Linked DNA regions of Mus musculus: region 1 is linked to region 2. Evidence: chromatin contacts called from ENCODE POLR2A ChIA-PET data. All regions are on one chromosome and are shown on one strand. The core of a region is the stretch at or near the end of the contact, and the rest is flanking DNA. Distances in the headings are between cores, read along the strand shown.

The links. ChIA-PET counts read pairs that join two places held with the same protein, here RNA polymerase II (POLR2A).
Region 1: POLR2A ChIA-PET joins it to region 2 with 51 read pairs in Patski. The contact joins the promoter of Rdm1 here to the promoter of Dhx8 in region 2. POLR2A ChIA-PET finds 5 or more read pairs at or near these places in 5 of 5 experiments (Patski and embryonic stem cell).

What each region holds. Positions count from the first base shown.
Region 1 is chr11:101,626,584-101,629,283 of GRCm38, forward strand. Rdm1 (RAD52 motif 1) reads left to right here and starts at 1,366. Exons shown (of 7, transcript NM_025654.2): 1 at 1,366-1,481; 2 at 1,690-1,869. The coding sequence starts at 1,386. It overlaps LOC115487916 (a small nuclear RNA gene), which reads left to right and starts at 783; the gene lies at 783-973.
Region 2 is chr11:101,731,514-101,734,213 of GRCm38, forward strand. It overlaps Dhx8 (DEAH (Asp-Glu-Ala-His) box polypeptide 8), which reads left to right and starts at 1,443. Exons shown (of 23, transcript NM_144831.2): 1 at 1,443-1,675; 2 at 2,643-2,700. The coding sequence starts at 1,528.

The DNA.
Region 1 (2,700 bases), core at 116-2,615, 110 kb before region 2:
ATGAAATTTAATATGATTAGGGAGTTCCTGGCTGACCCATGCCAAAGTGCCCCCTTGAGAAATGACGCCAAGCAACAGATCTGGTGGGGAGTTATTTGGGGGAAGAGAGGGGAGGGAGGGCTTGGAGAAGGGGTTGAGGTAGATGAACAGATAGGCAGACAGAGGGGAACAGAGTCACGAGGGCAGAGAAAGCAGGGGACAGAGAAGGAGAGAATGGGGGCTGGGGCCAGAGACCGCAAGGAACACGTGGGAACAGAGAGAGCTGGAGTGGTGAAGCAGTCGTTATCACCACACCTGAAGAAGCACCATAAGCTGGTTGCTTGATCCTAGGGAGGAGCCTAGCGGAATCGCCTGTAAACTAATAAATTAAGCAGAAAATCGAAAGGCCCCTTTTCCTCAAGGACCTTTTGTTGTGGGTGTGGTCTGAAAGACTGCGAAGAAGAACCTGGTTGTATCGCAGGGAAAGGTCAATACGTCCCCTCTGCGCCCCGGTTGCGCTCTACAGCGCAGAAGCGGAAAAAGCAGTCCAGGTTCGAGCTTTCGGCGCGCTTGGGCGGGGCATGCAAATAACTGCTCTGTGGAACTCTGGGAGCAAAAACAAAAAACTGCAACCAAAACTTCTCGGCCTCCTTGAATCTTACAGGCTTTTCGTGGCGTAAAGGTGGTGTACTCAATGAAGAGGAGAGTCTGTGTTGGCTGCATGTTTGAGTCGGTTGGTTGGTGACTGTGAATTAAAGGTGTGGTCGGTGTTGAGTGTATGGGGCGTGTGGGCGTAGTTCGGTATCGCTTCTCGGCCTTTTGGCTAAGATCAAGTGTAGTATCTGTTCTTATCAGTTTAATATCTGATACGTCCTCTATCCGAGGACAATATATTAAATGGATTTTTGGAAGTAGGAGTTGGAATAGGAGCTTGCTCCGTCCACTCCACGCATCGACCTGGTATTGCAGTACCTCCAGGAACGGTGCACCCCCTCTGGGGAGTAAAGTTGGTTTTAAAGTCAGAGCATGGTGATTGTAGGGCAGTCCAGCTTTTTAAATATGTCTGTGTTTTCTTCTTCTTAACTTTCGTTAGTTTGTATCCTGATTGGGTTGTGTACACGATAACTGAGTTCTCGTTTGCGCCAGAGCTGGAGAGATGGCTTAGTGGTTAAGAGTACCGACTGCTTTTCCAAAGGCCCTGTGTTCAGGTCCCAGCAACCACATAAATAAATAAATCTTAGGAAAAAAAAAAAGAAAAAAGAGTGTAGCACTGGAGCTAATGTGGGGTGGAAACATTTTAAATATGTGCTTTGTGGGAAGTTTTAAGGAAATCGTTAAGCTCCGCCCTTTACTTGTGAGGGTTTAAATTTCGCGGTAGTAGCTTGCGCAGGCGCACTGGCTTTACCATGGCGGAGTTGATCTCTTTCGTAGTTCCCACCCAGAGCGACAAAGTTTTGTTGGTGTGGGATCTGAGCACTGGGCCCCCAGCCGAAGCCTTAAGTGTGAGGGGCTGCGCGGAGAGGGCAGGGGAAGGGAGTGGGGGGACAGGAGGCGTGGGCCCCGCGTGGGCGCAGAGGAACGGGGAGCCAGCGAGGGCTTGTCTCCTCCTTAGATGAAGCCCCAGTGAAGGGAGTGCTTCCAGCGGAGAAGGGCGGGATCTGGGCTTGAAGTGAGGTAGGGGGTCAGCACTCACTGGTGGGCCTCCCACAGCATTCTCTGTTCACAGTGTTCTCTCAGTTTGGCCTTCTGTATTCAGTCCGAGTCTTCCCGAACGCTGCAGTGGCTCGTCCTGGTTTCTACGCCATCATCAAGTTTTACTCCTCGCGGGACGCACAGAGAGCCCAGAAGGCTTGCGATGGGAAACCCCTTTTTCAGACATCACCAGTGAAGGTGTGTGCAAATGCAGGCTTCAGGATAACGTTCCGAGTTCTGCAGTGAGTAGCTAGAGACTCTGTGGTGCCCTGATTCACCCGGTGCTTCCAGATGCGTTTTCACTGATCCTCTGGCCTCAGGTATCCTAGGTGATGGTTAGGTGATAAAAGGTTCATCATGAGAGTAATTGTGGTCAAACCCAAGAGTTCCAATGAAAATCCCATGTCGTATGTTACATTTACATTTATTATTTACATTATTTATAAACATTTTCTATTTTATTTGGACTTAAAATGTGTTTGACCAACTGCCAGTTTTAATATAATGGATGCTTTATTGTCATCACTGTAAAATAGAACTTCCTTCAGGTTCCAGAGGTGGGGAAAGCATCCTTTAGTACATTGTAGCCTTCATTCCATATTAACATAGAACCCGTTCCCCCAGAGCCTCAGCACATCTCACCATGTTTCTCAATTCCACCACCTGTCCTTTCAATTTCTGATTGGCCACTTTTGATGTATCAACCTGCTGCTGACCCAGCTTCTTATTCTTATCCATATTGCTTTTTTTTTTTTTTTTTAAGATTTATTTATTATATGTAAGTACACTGTAGCTGTCTTCAGACACTCCAGAAGAGGGCGTCAGATCTTGTTACAGATGGTTGTGAGCCACCATGTGGTTGCTGGGATTTGAACTCTGGACCTTCGGAAGAGCAGTCGGGTGCTCTTACCCACTGAGCCATCTCACCAGCCCCCATATTGCTTTTCTTTTCTTCTCCCTTGAACCTTGATTAAATCTGAGAACTGCAGTTAGTAGTGACCCCAAGTGAATTTTCTCTACGTCCATACA
Region 2 (2,700 bases), core at 193-2,692:
TCTGATAGAGCTTTAAAAAACAGCTCCCAATCTCTTTGTCCTTTCTTCTTGTTAAGTGTTAAAAGTGCAGCTGGATAGAAATATGAAGTTTTAGTAGCAAGGAGATGTAGAGAAAGAAGGGTCAAGTGGAATTAACTCCTGAAACCTAACTCCATACTGGCAGATAAGCAAGCAGCATCAAGGGCAGACTTTCTCATTCTGTTCACGGAGAAAGGAAGGAAGGAAGGAAGGAAGGAAGGAAGGAAGGAAGGAAGGAAGGAAGGAGTGAGTCCTGGAGAAATGGCTCATGGTTCTGAGCACTGGTCACTCTTCCAGAGGATCTGGGTTCAATTTCCAGCACTCACACCGAAGCTCACAACTATCTGTTACTCCAGTTCCAGGGGATCTGACATCCTTACACAGACATGAATGCAGGCAAAACCATGTATAGGAAATAAAAACAAGTAAGTTATAAGGAAGGGAAGGGCATCAGGAACTCAGATGGCAATGTACTAAATCCTTGGGAACCTGGAAACACGGAACTACTGTGATAGTCCTTTGCCTGCAATTTTGAGAGAGGTTCTCACTGTGTAACTTTGGCTGACTTCAGTCTCAGAGAACAGCTTGTTTCTGCCCTCCGAGTGCTTCAATTAAAGGAGAGCACCAGCCTGCCCAGCTTCCCTGCAACTCGTTATCACTGAAGTGTTCCCAATAATTCAAAGACACAGTAGTGCAACAGAGTCAGCCAACAGTAGCAGAGGGGGCTCATTTTCTGTCTTTTGACTGATGGGAGGGCTACTCACCTTAGAGGAAGTATTTTCTTGTTTTTTACACAGAATACTAAGACATGGGAAACCCTTCATCTTCATTGCAAGGTTCTGCCAAAGGGAAAAGTAAAAGTTGGGACACCTGAATTTATGACCTCAGGTTCACAACACAGCTGACATTTAGAGAAGCAGATTTTAAGAGGACTGAGGGTTTTGGCAACAGGAATGCTTGAGATAAGCTTTGCTGGACCACTCGCAGTTTGGGGGGGTTATAACAGCAACTAATATTTTCAGTGTGCCTACTGTGGCTCAGCCACTTTGCATATCTATTTCATTTAGACCGTATTATCCGAGTTTACAGATAAGCAGCCAGAATCTAGCGTCTGCTGGTGTAAGGTCACTTGAGATCACTTGCCATGAGGTCAGGAACTGAGCTGATCAAGGACAAGCCAACTTGCTTTTCCGAGGCGCTGTTCAGTCGCGCAGGCCACGGTCGCCCTCTGCTGACGGATCACAGAGGCGCGCTGAGATTGATCCTTAAAAAAACCTAAAGGCGGGTGGAGTCTTCCCCCCCGCTAGAGGCCGCCACTGAACGAACAGCGTAACTCAGTGCGTCTGGCCCGTCTGTGGGAACTTCCTGCCAGATCTCGCTGATCCTTACAAAGACGGTTAACTTTACTTGACGTCCCTGTAAACAAAAGAGACGAGCGCCGACCCGGAAGTGGAAGCTGTGGCTTCGCGTTCTGGCCGGCCGGAAGGAGACCAAAGGGAAGTTGTAGCCATGGCTGTAGCCGTGGCCGCCGCCGGGGTCCTAATGGGCTCGGAGCCCGGCCCGGCGGAAGAACTCGCTAAACTTGAGTACCTGTCTTTGGTGTCGAAGGTTTGCACGGAGCTGGACAATCACTTGGGCATCAACGACAAGGATCTGGGTGAGCTGGAGGAAGGTCCCGATGGCTTTTGATTTTGGGGGTGAGGGAGGCAGGAGAGAAGCGGTTGATGGTGTGTGTGTGTGTGTCTGTCTGTCTGTGTCTGTGTGTGTGTCATCGTGACTTGGGCTCCGGGAACCTGTGGCGGTGGCCTCTGCTTGAGAACCATCCGGTCCGAGCTATTAGAAACCATTTCTGTGAGCTGCCGGTGAAGGCTGGGGCAGCAATTTCTGCTCGATTGTTGTTTTTCAGTTCTGGGGGGCGAAATAGCTTTAACAATAGCAGCAGCAGCAGCCCCCGCGAAGATGATGGTTGTAATTACGGCCAGTAATTTTTAGAAGCTCACAAGATATTATGGGTAGCTCTTCATCTACATTATCTTGTTTGGTCTTCGCACAGTCAGGCAGTAGTCAGCATCTACTTCGAGCTTGTGCTTTGAGCCGTGCTCTTAAATTAGTTACATCTTCTTATCTCTCACATACTAGTCATTAGATGTTTAAGGGCAAACTGTGACTAGGGGACCCAGAGAGAAAATAAGAAAGGCTCGGGGCCCAGATCGTAATTATATGCATAGCCGGAGCCCTTGTGAAAATGAGAGGCCGAGTATGTGAATTAGAAGCATGAGGGGAACACTTCCGTTTGATAGGTACAGGGTTGGGTGGTGTTGGGCTTTTTCAGAATGTCCTCAAAAGTAAATGACAGCCAGGCAGGCGCCTAGGATCTCAGGCTTGGGATGTGAGGGCAGAATGATTAGTAATTCCAAAGTCACACGTAGATAATCTGAGGGTAGCTTGGGCATGGTATGTATCAGGGTATGACCCGTCACAAAAAACGACGACAAAGCCGGGCAGTGGTGGCGCACGCCTTTAATCCCAGCACTTGAGAGGCAGAGGCAGGCGGATTCCTGAGTTCTTTTATAATTTAATTATTATCTGAGTCCATTTATAATTCCTTTTTTTTTTTTTAACAGCTGAATTTGTCATCAGTCTTGCTGAGAAAAATACTACCTTTGATACTTTTAAGGCTTC